2 separate regions of the Homo sapiens genome follow, and region 2 is linked to region 1. The links are chromatin contacts, found by Hi-C in ENCODE. All regions are on one chromosome and are shown on one strand. Each heading gives the region's core, a stretch centred on a gene start or an enhancer-like site at or near the end of the contact. The rest is flanking DNA. Distances are from core to core; before and after follow the strand shown. Region 1 holds the start of SDHA (succinate dehydrogenase complex flavoprotein subunit A). Region 2 holds the start of CLPTM1L (CLPTM1 like).

The links. A loop is a pair of places that touch in the nucleus more often than their neighbours do. Pooled maps may share reads with other maps.
Region 2: a loop to region 1 is called in a map of OCI-LY7, with 11 times the contacts of the local background. The contact joins the promoter of CLPTM1L here to the promoter of SDHA in region 1. A Hi-C loop is called at or near these places in 1 of 168 maps with a recorded cell type or tissue (OCI-LY7), 1 of 37 single-sample maps with no recorded cell type and 10 of 50 pooled maps.

Annotation. Positions count from the first base shown.
Region 1 is chr5:215,127-222,425 of GRCh38, reverse strand. SDHA (succinate dehydrogenase complex flavoprotein subunit A) reads right to left here and starts at 4,106. Exons shown (of 15, transcript NM_004168.4): 1 at 4,008-4,106. The coding sequence starts at 4,070. It overlaps CCDC127 (coiled-coil domain containing 127), which reads left to right and starts at 4,273. Exons shown (of 3, transcript NM_145265.3): 1 at 4,273-4,333; 2 at 5,567-5,697. The coding sequence starts at 5,577. RefSeq lists silencers at 3,496-3,735, 3,966-4,295 and an enhancer at 3,288-4,096.
Region 2 is chr5:1,341,189-1,347,967 of GRCh38, reverse strand. CLPTM1L (CLPTM1 like) reads left to right here and starts at 2,869. Exons shown (of 17, transcript NM_030782.5): 1 at 2,869-3,288; 2 at 3,517-3,617; 3 at 6,108-6,297. The coding sequence starts at 3,127.

The DNA.
Region 1 (7,299 bases), core at 2,857-5,356:
CAGTGAGCCTAGACTGTGCCACTGCACTCCGGCCTCGGCAACAGAGAGAGACAACGTCTCCAAAAAAAAAAAAAAGAAAAGAAAAAAAAGCTTTAGGAAATAAATGCAATCAGAAGAGGGGATGTGAGGAATGTCTTCAAGTATTTAGAAATACTTGCAATTCAGAAATTACTTATTATGTGGGATAAAAAATTATTCTTCATTTCTCCAATTTCTAGTCTCTGTTTTTATTGGTATAAGCTAATTCAGCTTTTTTCTTTTTTCAGAAAATGAATGAGAAAGAACAAATATTCTTCTACCTTAGTAAAATTTTTGCATGGTAAAATCATATTTTAAGAAAGAAGTCTTTGAAATAATTTTAATACAAATGTTCTTGAAAATGTTGTAAAGTGCCCTATTAACATAGTAATAGCACCAGTAAGAACAGTATATTATACCAAATGTAAGTAGAAACAGTGAGATCACTCAATGTTTATTCGTTCTTTCTAGGATGTTGATGTGGAAGACCCACTGCCCACCCCCCACCACACACACACAGAGCTGGCTTAAAAGGGGCAGCTACTATAACACAATCTTGAACAAATTATCACGCCATCCCCCTGGCGAAAAGGACACTAACCCTCTCAATCTAAATCTAATCTGGGGCAGATTTTTGAATTTGGAAAGCCCAACTTTAAGCCAATTTCAGTCTTTAGATAAAACTCAAAACTAGTTTTGACACAAAACTAGTCTTTTGTGCCAATTGTTAATTTTTTTAGGAGAAACTATCAAACATTTCCTCAAGAAAAAAAATGGGGAACATATAACTAAAAGGAATACTTAGACCTTGCTTAACAATACAGAATTTCAGATGACTGAATTAGGAGGTGGAGGGGAAAAGTAAGAAGTGCAGAGACATTCATATCCGAAATCTAGCAAAGTAAGGGGTCCTCATCTAATACAACGCACCTATAAATCACGAGCAAGAAACTAATCTGCATGTACAACCTACACAATCACAAAAGCAGCCAACGAAGAACCTAAAAACGCACGACTGTATCAGGAAGAAGCGGAAGCAGGGTAGTTTAAGTGAACTAAATCCCCTCTCTAGGCAAGAAGTCTAAAACTGATAAAAATGCACCTGCATATCCGCTAAAGAAACAGAGGTATTACAAATGCCAGGAGTCAGTATCAGAAACAGGAATTGCTTTCATGGAAAATGAACTGGGTGAGGGAGGGTATACTCATTGATTCTTTTACAACTGCGTGTAATTATTCTCACTAGAATTTTAGTGTTTATTATTTTAAAAACAGGGATACTTAAAATACAGTTCGGCCGGGCGTGGTGGCTCACACCTGTAATCCCAGCCCTTTGGGAGACCGAGGCGGGCGGATCACGAGGTCAGGAGATGGAGACCATTCTGGCTAACATGGTGAAACCCCGTCTCTACTAAAAACACAAAAAAATTAGCCGGGCATGATGGCAGGTGCCTGTAGTCCCAGCTACTCAGGAGGCTGAGGCAGGAGAATGGCGTGAACTCGGGAGGCAGAGCTTGCAGTGAGCCGAGATTGCGCCACTGCACTCCAGCCTGGGTGACAGAGTGAGACTCTGTCTCAAAAAAAAAAAAAAATTCAGTTCACACATGGTTACTGTGCATAGGCTGTGAGCCCTGGTTCTCAAGAGCATCACCAAAGGTTTCAAACATTACCCACAGAATCCTCACTAACCCCACGGAAAGACGGAGCTCAGAGAGGATTCAAGTCGGCCGGCCTGGCTCTGGATCCTGGACTTGCCCCCCTATCTAAAGACCCTTGGGAAAAATCTCTGAGACTCCCAACTAATATTAATATCCAGGTTTCATATCAAAAAACAAGTCACAATTTTTCAAATAAATCAGGAAAAACATCATGAGGAATGCAGAATGGAATGCCATTGTTGTTACAATTATCCCAAGAAGCAAAGCAAAGGTTTACTACTATAATGGCCTAAATAATGTATTTCTAGAACACCATTAAACATATTCAGAACAATCCATTCAAAGAAAAGAAATCAATTTGTCCTAGAACAATATATTGGATGTTCATGTTAAGGGATTTGAAAAACTTCACCTGAAGTAAGCAGTTAACCAGTAACTATTGAAGTTTCTTGGTTTTCTTTTTCCTCTGATTAAACTGCTTTCGAACAGTTTGCAAGCTGTGTCAGTGCACTGGGCCATAAAAAGAAACCAAAAGCAAAATAAGTCTGATAAGTTCGTCACTTGAAAGCAGTTGTAAATACAGAATGATCAAAACACCACAGAACTGGCCAAAATGAGGTTAAAAAATTCTCTCTGGACTTTACTGAAATTATCCTCAGCATCTATTTTCCAAACACATTTCTCAGTTGGCTATCACGAATTTCTTTCTTTTTTCTGCTAATTTTTTGATTATGCTGTTCCTTCGTAAACTCCAATTCTTCAGGAAAAAAAGCCTATCTGAAATGCCGATAAATATGCTGCTTGCAGGCAGAATTTCTGTAGGAAAAGCTAACTTCATCAAGATAAAAAGACTTTTACAAAACCCAAGACTAAATTTTGGTTCAATTTTGCTATCTTGCCATCCCGTCTGAGGTGCCTCCGCCGCTGGCAGGGTCTTAGTCTGCAGAAGGAACACCGGGCACCATCTGGGTTGAGGACAAAGGCACTAGCTCTAGCTTTTCTCCAATCACAAGCTACCATTTCCCCTAAAAAGCCCCACTGACCATGGGCTTTCCTTCCTGCTTGTGGACGCCCTCCTAGCAGCTCTTAAAAGCCCAAGATGCGGCAGGGGTCTCTGCTCAGTCAGTACCAACCACAGCAACACACTAGAACGGTTTACACGCTTTCTGATGTTGGCAGGATGGCTGTATGACTAATCCTCACATTTAACTCAACGAGATTTTTAATAAGTATTTCAAAAAGGAGAAAATTGCACAATTACAGGCATAATTCAAATCAATATTGCTGAATGCCTTGGTTCCTATTGAGATTTTTATTCTGCAATTTAAAATTACTTTGTAATTAAGGAGGTGGGTGGGTAAGTTCATTTAAAAGAACCAAACAACTAAACCTATCCAATTTAGCTTGATTAAATAAAACCCTAGAAGGCCGATTCTTAAGATGCAATCGTAGAGGGCACATTCAGACACTCAGAGAGCAAGGGCTCAGGGAAGTATAACCCTGACCACCATCCTGGACTAAGCCGAGCCCGGCCCTAGAGGCACTCAGCGCACAGGCAAGCACAGGTCCCGGCGTCCTCGCCCGGTCAGTGCGCTGAGCTCTCCGCCTGAGTTTTAAAAACTGGCACAGCTGCTTTTAAACACTGGCACATTTTTGGTGGCATAAGGACCACCAAACACGACCCAAAGTAGAAGCCCTTAACTTACAAGGTCTCGAAGTGGACATGGACAGATTTGCGCTTTCTGGAAAGGCGAACTGCAAGCCTAAGCTCGGGCGCGCCACGCTTCCCACCGGACGCCCACCGGGCCGAGCCCGGCCACTCCTCGCACCCACCCGGGCGGTCTCACCCGCCCCGCCGGCCCCACCCACGGGCTGCGGGCTGCTCCTCAGGACAACCCGCACAGAGGGCGGCAGAGGCCCAGCCCAGCCAGGGCGGCCACCGGCCGCTATCCGCCCGGGTGACCTTGGGCAGACACGACTCCTCCCCGAGTCCACCTGCCAGGCACTGAGGCGAGGGGCTACCTCAGCCCGCGGGGTCCCAGGACCCCAGGCCCGGACCAAGGCGGCGGAGGGGACGCCCAGCAAGCCCGCGGGGTTGTGACCTTCACCCGGACGCGGACTATCTACTAAGGACCGAGCTCCCCGGGTCCCCGAGTCCGCCCCGCGGCTTCCCCTCGCACCGGCCCAGGGCTCTCTCAGCCCCTTCCCGATCCCGGGACAGAGGGCGCAGGGACCCGGCGCCCGCTCCGCTCGGACCCGCTGGGGACCGTCCCGCTCCTACCGCCGCCTCGGCCCCCGCCTGCCCCGCCCCGGTCCGCGGCACGGACTCACCGCCTTGGCCAGCGCCAGGCGCCGAGCGCTCAGCAGCCGCGACAGGCCCCGGACCCCCGACATGTCTGCTGTTGCCGCCGCGCAGTCCCGCCAGTCCCTGCGCAGACTGCGCCTGCGCACCACACCGGGGTCGAGCTGGCGGGGGAGGGGGGATACCGCGCCTGCGCACCACGCCGGAGTCGAGCGGGGCTGCAGTGGGGGACATCGCGCCTGCGCACCATGCCACGCCCGGAGCGGGTACTGAGTGGGGGCGCCGCGCCTGCGCAAAGCGGACCCGCGGACGGTGGCGTTAAGGGAACGCTGAGGTCCCGCGCTCCCCGACCGAGGTAGAGCGGGCCCTGTTCCGGGGAGGTGGTGGGCACCAACATTTTTAAAGCCCCGTGGGTGGTTCTCCGGGATCGCCCAGACCGAAGGGCCTGAACGCCCAGACCGCAGGGAATGGGGTCGGAGGGGGGCGCTCGTCCGCGGAGGTGGGCGGGAGCGGCCCGGGGCCTCCGACCTCTTGTTTATTATACATCCCTTGATTAACTAAACTATTTTGTAATTGTGTGTGTTTGTGGAGGTCACATGTAAACAAACTTAAAGTGACTCTACTTTGTGAAAATGTGAAACTTCGTGTAGGTACTCAGTAAATCAGTAAATTCTTACTAACGTTAGCCCCCAGCCTAGCTATGGAGGGTGCATGCTGAGCCCGAAGCAGAGAACTCTGTAATCTCTGCATTCATCACCACCACGAGGAGGCCTCAGAAGCTTCTAGCACTGTTTGCACCTTCCCCACATCACCCCTCCCTGCCTTCCTCACAGTCTTCCTTCTGATCAGAAGACCCTTTCCTTCTTTCTCTGCCTGTCAAAATGCTGCTCACTCTTCAAACCCTAGCTCATATGAAAGTGTCCGGTGTGAGCCCACTTTTATCGAGTTGATTCTGTATCTTTGATACAACTGTATGAGGGTTCTCCAGAGACACAACAAATAGAAGGGAGACGTGAGGAATTGGTTTAAAGGTTCAATTGCTAATCTCATCCAAAAACACCCTTACAGACACGCCCAGAAATAATGCTTAACCATGTATCTGAGCACCTCATGATGCCGTCAAGTTGACAAACAAAATTAACCATCGCAGCAGCCATACATTTAAACATATTTGTACCAGAGAACTTACCTGATTCTACCTGCACTTCAGATGCTTAAGACATGTCTGTTTTCTCCACTTTCCCCAACCAGATTGTGAGTCGCTTTCATCTTAAGTTCTTGTTTTTTTTTTCCTTTTTCTTTTTCTTTTTTTTTGGGGGGGACGGAGTCTCGTTCTGTCACCAGGCTGGAGTGCAGTGGCGCGACCTCGACTCACTGCAACCTCCACCTCCCAGGTTCAAGCGATTCTCCTGCCTCAGCCTCCCGAGTAGCTGGGACTACAGGTGCCCGCCACCATGCCCGGCTCTGGTCTAGTTTTTTTCTTCTTTGAATCCCGTAGGGCCTCAGTGCTGTGCAGCAAGCACATAGTTAAAACTGAAGAAAAATTTCTTGAATAAAAGTAGTTAACGTTTTTATTCTTTACTTCAAGGTATATCTCCATGAATAACCTAAATGATCCCCCAAATTGGAATATCCGGCCTAATTCCAGGGCGGATGGTGGTGATGGAAGCAGGTGGAATTATGCCCTGTTGGTTCCAATGCTGGGATTGGCTGCTTTTCGTAAGTCATGGTTTTCTTAAAATTCGTGTTTTCCAGGCTGAGAGTGTGGAGCCCCGGTGAGGGAGGCAGCATGGTGTGGGAGCCTGAAGGCCGTGACTTTGGGACCTGCCAGGGACAGCCGAGTTTTATCCCCTGCAGTGAACCGTGGGCAAATCACTTAAGCTCTGAGCCTCAGTCTTCCTGTTCACAGGAGATGGATAATCATACTTAACCTCAGCACACTGCAAGGATTAAGTCAGCCAAGGCGTTTAGAAGCATTTTGTGTGGGGTGGGTTTTAATAACTTAGTTCCCTCTGAAGGCTTTGCTGCTCTCAAGTCGGGGAGGAGGTTCCTTATTTCAGGTGCCCTCATAAGGACTGCTGGGGAACAAAACGGGTGTAAAGGAAACCAGTGGGCTGGGCGTGGTGGCTCATACCTGTAACCCCAGCACTCTGCGAGGCCCAGGTGGGCAGATCGAGTGACCAGCCTGAGCAACACAGCAAAACCCCGTCTCTACAAAAAAATACAAAAATTAGCAAGTCGTGACGGTGCACACCTGTAGTCCCAGCTACTCAGGAGGCTGAGGTGGGAAGATCAGTGGAGCCTGGGAGGTCGAGGCTGCAGTGAGTGGAGATGGCACCACTTGCCCTCCAGCCCGAGCAACAGGGTTAAAAAAAAAAAAAAAGAAAACCAGTTTTGGAAAACCAGTGATGTTTAATGTTTAGGAAATCAGTCTTTGGGAGACTTCATCCATGAAATCTCTGCTTGGCCTGGCCAGAAAAATTCTCTCTAGTTTAGATTGACTTGGCACCACTTTGGGGACCTGCCGGTCATATGCAGACTTACATCCCCACCACACAATCAATTCACTGATGCAGAGGAGTGAGTTTTGTGTTTCTTCACATTCCATGGTTCTGGGCTGGCACTTAGGAACATGAGAAACTGAATAATTGAATGGAAGAAAGGCAAAACTGCCCTCTAGTTGTAGCGATACATTTTGTGTAGTGGCTTTTTATCTGCTTCCATGTCTCAGGTCAGAAGTTTTGCTGTAGAGGAAGAGGAGGCTGGTAAGAGCAGGTGGTTTTTATGATTCAGTGATCTGCGCAGTGCTTGCTTCTTGGTGAAAGACAGGGCAGGTCCACATCCAATCCTAAGGGGCTGCCATGTAAAAAGCTCATCCGCCTGCAGGCTTGGGAAAAAAAACCCTTAACACTTGGAGAGGCTACTGTTGCCTGTGGCTAGGGTGAGTGGATTGGAAGGCTTAAAATTACTCTGACTAATGTAATAATTAATTGGCTTTGAGGCTGGGAGAGGCCCTGAAGTGACTCATTTTCCATTTGTTTTTCAGACTCATCTCCAGCTTTTATAGCCTTTCATGATAACTTTCACTTTTGAAATTCTTACCTTCCCTTCTTGGACTTTTGAAATGATGCTTTCTGTCCCTGAAAAGGGTTGAAGAATATTTTTTTCTTCCTGGTTTTTTGCTGAGGTAGTGTGGTCAGAGAGAACTGTTAAGTTGGTGTTCTTGTAAGGATTCTCCAAAGGTGTGTTACGATGTGTTTGAGGTTCTGTTGCACATAGGAGCGTTAACCAGCCCCTAGTGTAGTCTAGAAGAAGAGGCAG
Region 2 (6,779 bases), core at 1,620-4,119, 1.1 Mb before region 1:
TTAGAATGCGCGGAAGAGAGAGAAACCCAAAGTGTGAATGAATACAGAGAGGCAGGAGATCCAACACCTTCCTCCCCAGGAAAGCCCGGGCACGAGGTCCCCGAGCTGAGCTGAGCCTGGGGGCTGGCTCCAGTCTCAGGACCGCCCACAGCCCTCACAGCAGGGTGTGTCCACATTCAGATGCCCTCCTCTCTCCCTCCATCCCCCTCCCAAGGCTGCATCGGCAGCTGTGGCCTCATAGGGAGAGGTGTGGTTTGGGGGTGATTTCCTATTTCCTTCGTGTCTGACCACTGCCCGAGGGCCTCACAAAGGAACCGAATCTTTTGGAGCCTGCATTTCCTGTCATCCTGAGTGGCCTTTGGAGTCCTCAATGTATAAGGACAGCAAGGGCCAGCTGTTCATGTTAGCTTTCTGGAACATTCCAGGCACTCCATGTACTAACAGGTTCCTTGCCAGAGGGCCCTCAAATGATGGAATTGATAAAAGCATTATAAAATGTTGATAAATTCTCTAACCATAGACGTGGAGCTCAGTGAGTACGAATGCAAGATGTGACTCCCCCAGGCCTAGAAAGAAAGCCTTAGCTTCAGAGACGTGGGTAACCTTGGCTCTCTACGGGAGTGAGGCCAACAAGGCCAGCAGAACAGGGTCAAGCAGCTCCTGTTGCCCAAGCAGCCACAGCCGCCTGGCCTTCACTGCATCCAGCTGTGCAGTGGCAGAGAGGATGCTGCGTGGGGACAGCAGGAGGAGAGGCCTTCAAGACCCAGGCCAGCTAAGCCTGGGGAGATAGAAGCAGCCACCACGCTGGGGGAGTGTGGACGCAGGAGTTTGAGGAGTTCTGCGGGGTGCTGAATGGGGTCCTCCTCTGGCGCTTTCTTGAGGGAGTTCTGCAATGATCCACATTCTTTCCAGGGACTTTCTTTCAAGTGCTGTCATATGCTGCCGCGGCTTGCCGGCAGCCCAGCCTCAGGCGGTCGGAGTCGGAAGGCGACAGATGCAGGGCTCCCTTTCCTCATCGGTTCTCTCAACAGGGCAGGGGGACGGCCATGAGTGGGCAAATGTGTCCAGACCACTGAAGAACCTCTCATCTGCTCAGCTGGAGAGGCCCTTCCTGTCTCTGTGATCTTTCCCAAGATGGCCAATGTCCTGTACCACCGGCCACCCCTTCCGTTGGTCACTGTGGATGACACTAGGGGTGGACACTGACCAAGGAGGCACCAACCTGATTCCAGCTCCTAGAGCTGGCCAGGTGCCTGACAGGAAAATGAGGCATCTGAAGAACACGGAGAGATGGGGGTAGGGTGGTAGGGAGGGAGGGAGATGAAGCCACACCCCAGAGCTCCTGGGTTTGCAGCTCCTTCCCGAGGCCTGGCTAGGTCCCTGCCTCGGTCCCTGCCTCTGGATGCCGTGAGACAATCCACCCTGGAGAGCCTACCAGTCCCCTTATGTTTGACAGCTGGAGTTGGAATTTGCCTCCCGCAGACCACAGGTCTACAGCCTTCATTCACGTGTCGCACAGACTGTGGCAGGACCAGCACCCGCTGCTGGTGTGGGACGCCTGGCCCTGTAGGGGACCCCAAGAGTGGCTGGAGAGCAGGGCGTGATGCCTCTTGGGCCACCCTGCAAAGGGCTCACGAGCCTCCTGAGGAGGATGCATTTGATCAGGGTAACAGGAGTCAGCAGAGGGCTTTCCAAGGACAGGTTTGCCAAGAAGCGAGAACAGACTGAGGGGGGAACGATAGAGGCACTGGGTGTAGTCAGACACCACTGCAATGGTAGCCGAAAACCGCGCCGTGAGAAGACTCTGTGGGGAGGGTAACTAGGTGCATGAGAGTGAGAGGAGCGAAAAAAGCCTCGGATGGCTCCGAAGCTCCTGGCCCAGCTTCCAGGGGTTGGTGGCCCAGGACCGCCCCTGCACGCGGCCTCGGGTGCCTGCTCCAGGCAGACCTGCTTCTCTGGCCCATTCTCGGCACCAATCACTGTCCCATCCGCCCGTCAGCCAAGTCCTCTGAGTTCTTCCCGGAGCCCAGCACCCTGATGCAATTGTCCCTGCTCTGAAAACCCTCAGCAATCTATTGGGTCTTCAGTAGCATCTACTCTTTCTAGAAATGTCGAACAAGGTTTTTCGATTGTGCTGCACGTGTGGCAGACACAGAAACGGAAACGACCTTCCAGAGAACTGGCCAAAGGACGGGAGCTGCTCCAGTAACTGAAGGGCACAGACTGAGCGCTTCTGATGGAGTCGGGGAGGTCGCCGGCCCATCCACCGGCTGCCCGAGGGCCTCCCACTGACCTCCCCCGGCCGCCCTCCGAGGGGCCTCTGCTGACCTCGCCGTGCTGGGCACGCTCGGCTTTAGCGGGAAGCTGGGGGTCAGGTTCAAGGCTGTGAGGAGCCACTTCAGCCCGGGAATCTGAATTTTTTCTTCAAAAGCGCCTGTCCCCACAATGGGTTTGTACTGGGGAAAAAACCCACACACGGGATGAGGTGCCCGGCTTCTGTGAGGGTTCTGAGCACTTCGTTTTTCTTCCCTTTAGATTCTGACAACTGTGGACTAAAAGGGTTGCAGGCCCAGTGCCGGAATTCCAGTATCACCTTCCACCAGGCTCCTCACACGTCGACATGGCCCCCACTTGGTGGTCTGGCAGGCGTCGGCGGTTGGGGACGGCGCCCCGGGGACCCCGCGGCCCTAGCCTTCCCCGGCGCCCCGCGAACGCCCTCCGCGGCCCCAGCAGCTGAGCGCCTGGGTCCCTGAGAGGCACCCCAGGAGGGCGGCGCGGGCGGGTAACGTCACACACGCGCCGCATCCTGGATGCGCGTGCGCGGCAGCGGCCGAGACTCCGTTTCCCAGGGAGCCGCGCGGCGCGTCCACTTCCGGCAGGCGGCGGGGCCCGGAAGCGGCGCGCGGGGCCGGCGAATCCCGCGGCGCCAGGTGGGAGCGGGGCCGGAGCATGCGGGGCGGCCGGCGGTCTGCGGCGCGCGGCGCATTCGTTCCCCCGCGGCGGTGGCGGTGGCGCGCGGCGGCTCTCCAGTGAGCGGCGGAGCCCGGAGCGGCGGGCTGGGCGCCGGGCGGGCGGGGCTCGCGGCTGAGAGGCGGGCGGGCCGGGGGCGCCGGGCGCGGGGCCGCCATGTGGAGCGGCCGCAGCTCCTTCACCAGCTTGGTGGTGGGCGTGTTCGTGGTCTACGTGGTGCACACCTGCTGGGTCATGTACGGCATCGTCTACACCCGCCCGTGCTCCGGCGACGCCAACTGCATCCAGCCCTACCTGGCGCGGCGGCCCAAGCTGCAGGTGAGCGTCCGCGGGGCCGGGGGCCGGGCGGGTTGGGGTGGGGGCCTCTCCTCCAGGCCCCAGACGTCGCCTTCCCGTCCCAGTTCGGAGCTGTGGCCGCGCGAGTCGAGATGGAACCTTTCCTGGTTCCCCAGCGGCCAGGTCTTCCGCCCTCCAGCTGGCCGTGGGATTTGAGTGCGTCCTGCCAGGGCCTGGCCGAGCTGACTCTCGACGCCCCCTCCTTTCCAGCTGAGCGTGTACACCACGACGAGGTCCCACCTGGGTGCTGAGAACAACATCGACCTGGTCTTGAATGTGGAAGACTTTGATGTGGAGTCCAAATTTGAAAGGTATGGGCGTAGGACAAAATGCCAGTGAAAGGGAAAACATTACTCATGTTCAGATTGTTTAAAAGTTAGCTTTCTGTACATAACATGTTTATTTTAGAGAACTAGTCTTACCGAATGTCTTGAAGTGGTAGAATATCCTAACTGGAGGCCTATGCGTGGCCTGTAAACATTCAGCCTGGAAGGTGACAGGTGATGAATGTCGTTTAAGAAGTAGTTCTCAGCAGAGTGTGATGGCAGTGGGATGTCCTGGACGGGGAGGCTCCGAAGGAGCAGGGGCCACGCTTGGTGAACCAGTGGAGAGCAGACAACTCTGCAGTTTCACTACCGGGGACCAACTTGTCTTTTCCTGGTGGAAGTAGTTCGCTTAAGTTACTTGTGAGGGAAAAGAGATGAGGATAGAGGAAGCAATTTTGTAGAAAATCATAAATAAGTGACATGTGACGTTAGAATAGATCAATGTCCAAATATGTAGAGTATCTTAAAAATTACATCTGACATGGCCTAATTTTTTTTAATTGAATAAGTATACTTTTAAATATGATTTGCTTCTCACAAGTCAACCATTTCCCTTCATTGCCTGGGAGGTATCTGAGGAGAGAATAATGAAAGTTTGAGACTCATGCTGGACTCCACGCCCTCTAGGCAGCCAGTCCCTGGGGGTAGCTGGAGGCGCTGGCAAGCCGGTTTCTGCCTGGCCTCTTTAGGCCTGTGACCTCAAGCCAGTTCCTGCCCTCTCTCTGCCTCCATGAAGGGGAGGCCAGAAGTGCTGGTGACCAAGCTGCCCGCTCGGTTGTAGCTGCCCACACCTTTCAAAAATGCTCAGGATTCATCTGCACTGGGTTTAATTTCCCAGACATGAATACTGCCTCTTCCGTGCCGGGCCGTGTACCAGTTACCAAGGACAGCTAGTGAGGTTTTCCATTTGACCTGGCACAGTGTCAGCCTGGAGGAAGTGGGGAGAATGAGCACTCTTAACACAGCTCCGCCTCAAGTGTCTCCAAGTGCACATTCCACCAGAAATACACAGCCCTGCACCCTCTGCCTGAAGAGAGACACTTAAGATGTCCTGGTGGAGACATACTCTTTCCTGGGTAGTGAGGAGCCATAGATGCCTTTGTGTTTTTCATTACAACTTTGGCCGTAAGATTTTTTTTTTTTTTTGAGATAGAGTCTTGCTCTGTTGCCAGGCTGGAGTGCAGTGGCGTGATCTCTGCTCACTGCAACCTCCGGTTCCCGGGTTCAAGGGATTCTCCTGCCTTAGCCTCCAAAGTAGCTGAGACTACAGGCACCCGCCACCACGCCTGGCTAATTTTTTTATTTTTAGTAGAGACAGGGTTTCACCATGTTGGCTGGGCTGGTCTGAAACTCCTGACCTCGTGATCTGCCCGGCTCGGCCTCCCAAGGTGCTGGGATTACAGGCGTGAGCCGCCGCACCCGGCCAACCGTAAGATTTTTAAGGAGAGGCCGGGCACAGTGACTCATGCCTATAATCCCAGCAGTTTGGGAGGCCAAGGCGGGAGGATCACTTGAGCCCAGCAGTTCAAGACCAGCCTAGGCAATGTGACAAAACCCCATCTCTACAACAGTTTTCAAAGTTAGCCAGGCATGGTGGCACGCCCACCTGTAGTCCCAGCTACTCGGGAGACTGAGGCGGGAGGTCACTTGAGCTCAGGAGGTTGAGGATGCAGTGAGCTGTGATTGCACCCCTACACTTTCAGCCTGGTGACAGCGAGACCTTGTCTCAAAAAAGAGACTTTTAAAGAGGAAGAAGAACTCATGTAACCGTAAACAGGTGGAATGCGAGGTTTTTCCATGGGGCTGTAGTATGGACGTCGGGCCCTGGTGTGCGGGTGAAGAGCCAGGCACCTGGTCCGAGGCCTACAGTTGTAGCAGCTCGCCGGGCCTTTCCTCAGCTCGTGCTGGATGCCACACAGTCAGGACTGACAGCCTTGAAAGTCAGTCCTTTGTGGCTGATCATCTTTTTATCCTTAAAACTACAACACCCAAAAAAACTACCCACATTAAATTTCTGAGGTTCCAGTAGTGTGGGCCGAGGCACCTGGAGCCCTCGTGGCTGCTGCCCTTCCCTTCTGTCGCTTCGGAGTTGGGTGATTCAGTGTGTGTGGTCAGCTGGTACCCTGGCCAGGCCCAGAAGCTGCTTTCCATCTGGCTGCTTCAGCCTTGTGGCCTCAGGTGGGTTATTGACCTCTCAGCCTCCTGAGATGGAGGCAGGAAGTGCGGGCCGTTTTGCTTTCGGCTGTAGGCGCCCACACCTGTGCCGAGTTCTCAGGACGCGCACGCGTGCGCGTGCACACACACACACACACACACACACACACACGACTCGTAAAGCCCTGGGCAGGTGGGTTTCATTTTTAGTACTTCTGAGCTAAAATTAGTTTATTGAAGCAGCTTTATAAAGGTATTTGAATAGGTTCTAGAGACCCAGAATATAATATGTATGTAGTGGAAATGATTGTTCTGTTTCAGGACAGTTAATGTTTCTGTACCAAAGAAAACGAGAAACAATGGGACGCTGTATGCCTACATCTTCCTCCATCACGCTGGGGTCCTGCCGTGGCACGACGGGAAGCAGGTGCACCTGGTCAGTCCTCTGACCACCTACATGGTCCCCAAGCCAGAAGAAATCAACCTGCTCACCGGGGAGTCTGATACACAGGTGAGGGTCTTCATGGGTTACTGATAACAGGCTGTGCCTCTCCGTCAGAACGGACATGTCTTTCTCCACACAGGTGGGCGATGTCTAGGGCTCCAGTGACTTTGTTGGGAGTAAAGCCAAAAGCCATTGGAATGTTACTGGCGTGCATTTCTGACTTTCAGCTGAATCATATCCATGAGTTTGCAGACAAGTTTTATCTAAAATTAGGGACAGTTGAAGTGATCGCTGGCATTCTCGATGCAGAGTCCCTCGGGGAATGGGCCCTCTCAGTCTCTGGGGGCACCTACTGCACCTGGTGGGATGGAGCGCTGGTCCTGCAGAGCTGGCCTGCAGCTTCTCACCAGGAGCTCTGGGGATGAGAGCTGGGCTCATTCTGCATTCTGTGTAGGACTGGGCTATTCCTAGATGTTTATTCTAAGAATGTAATTGGAGATCATGGAAAAGGTAGAGGTACAAGTTGTAGTTTGTACATCTGTAGAAAG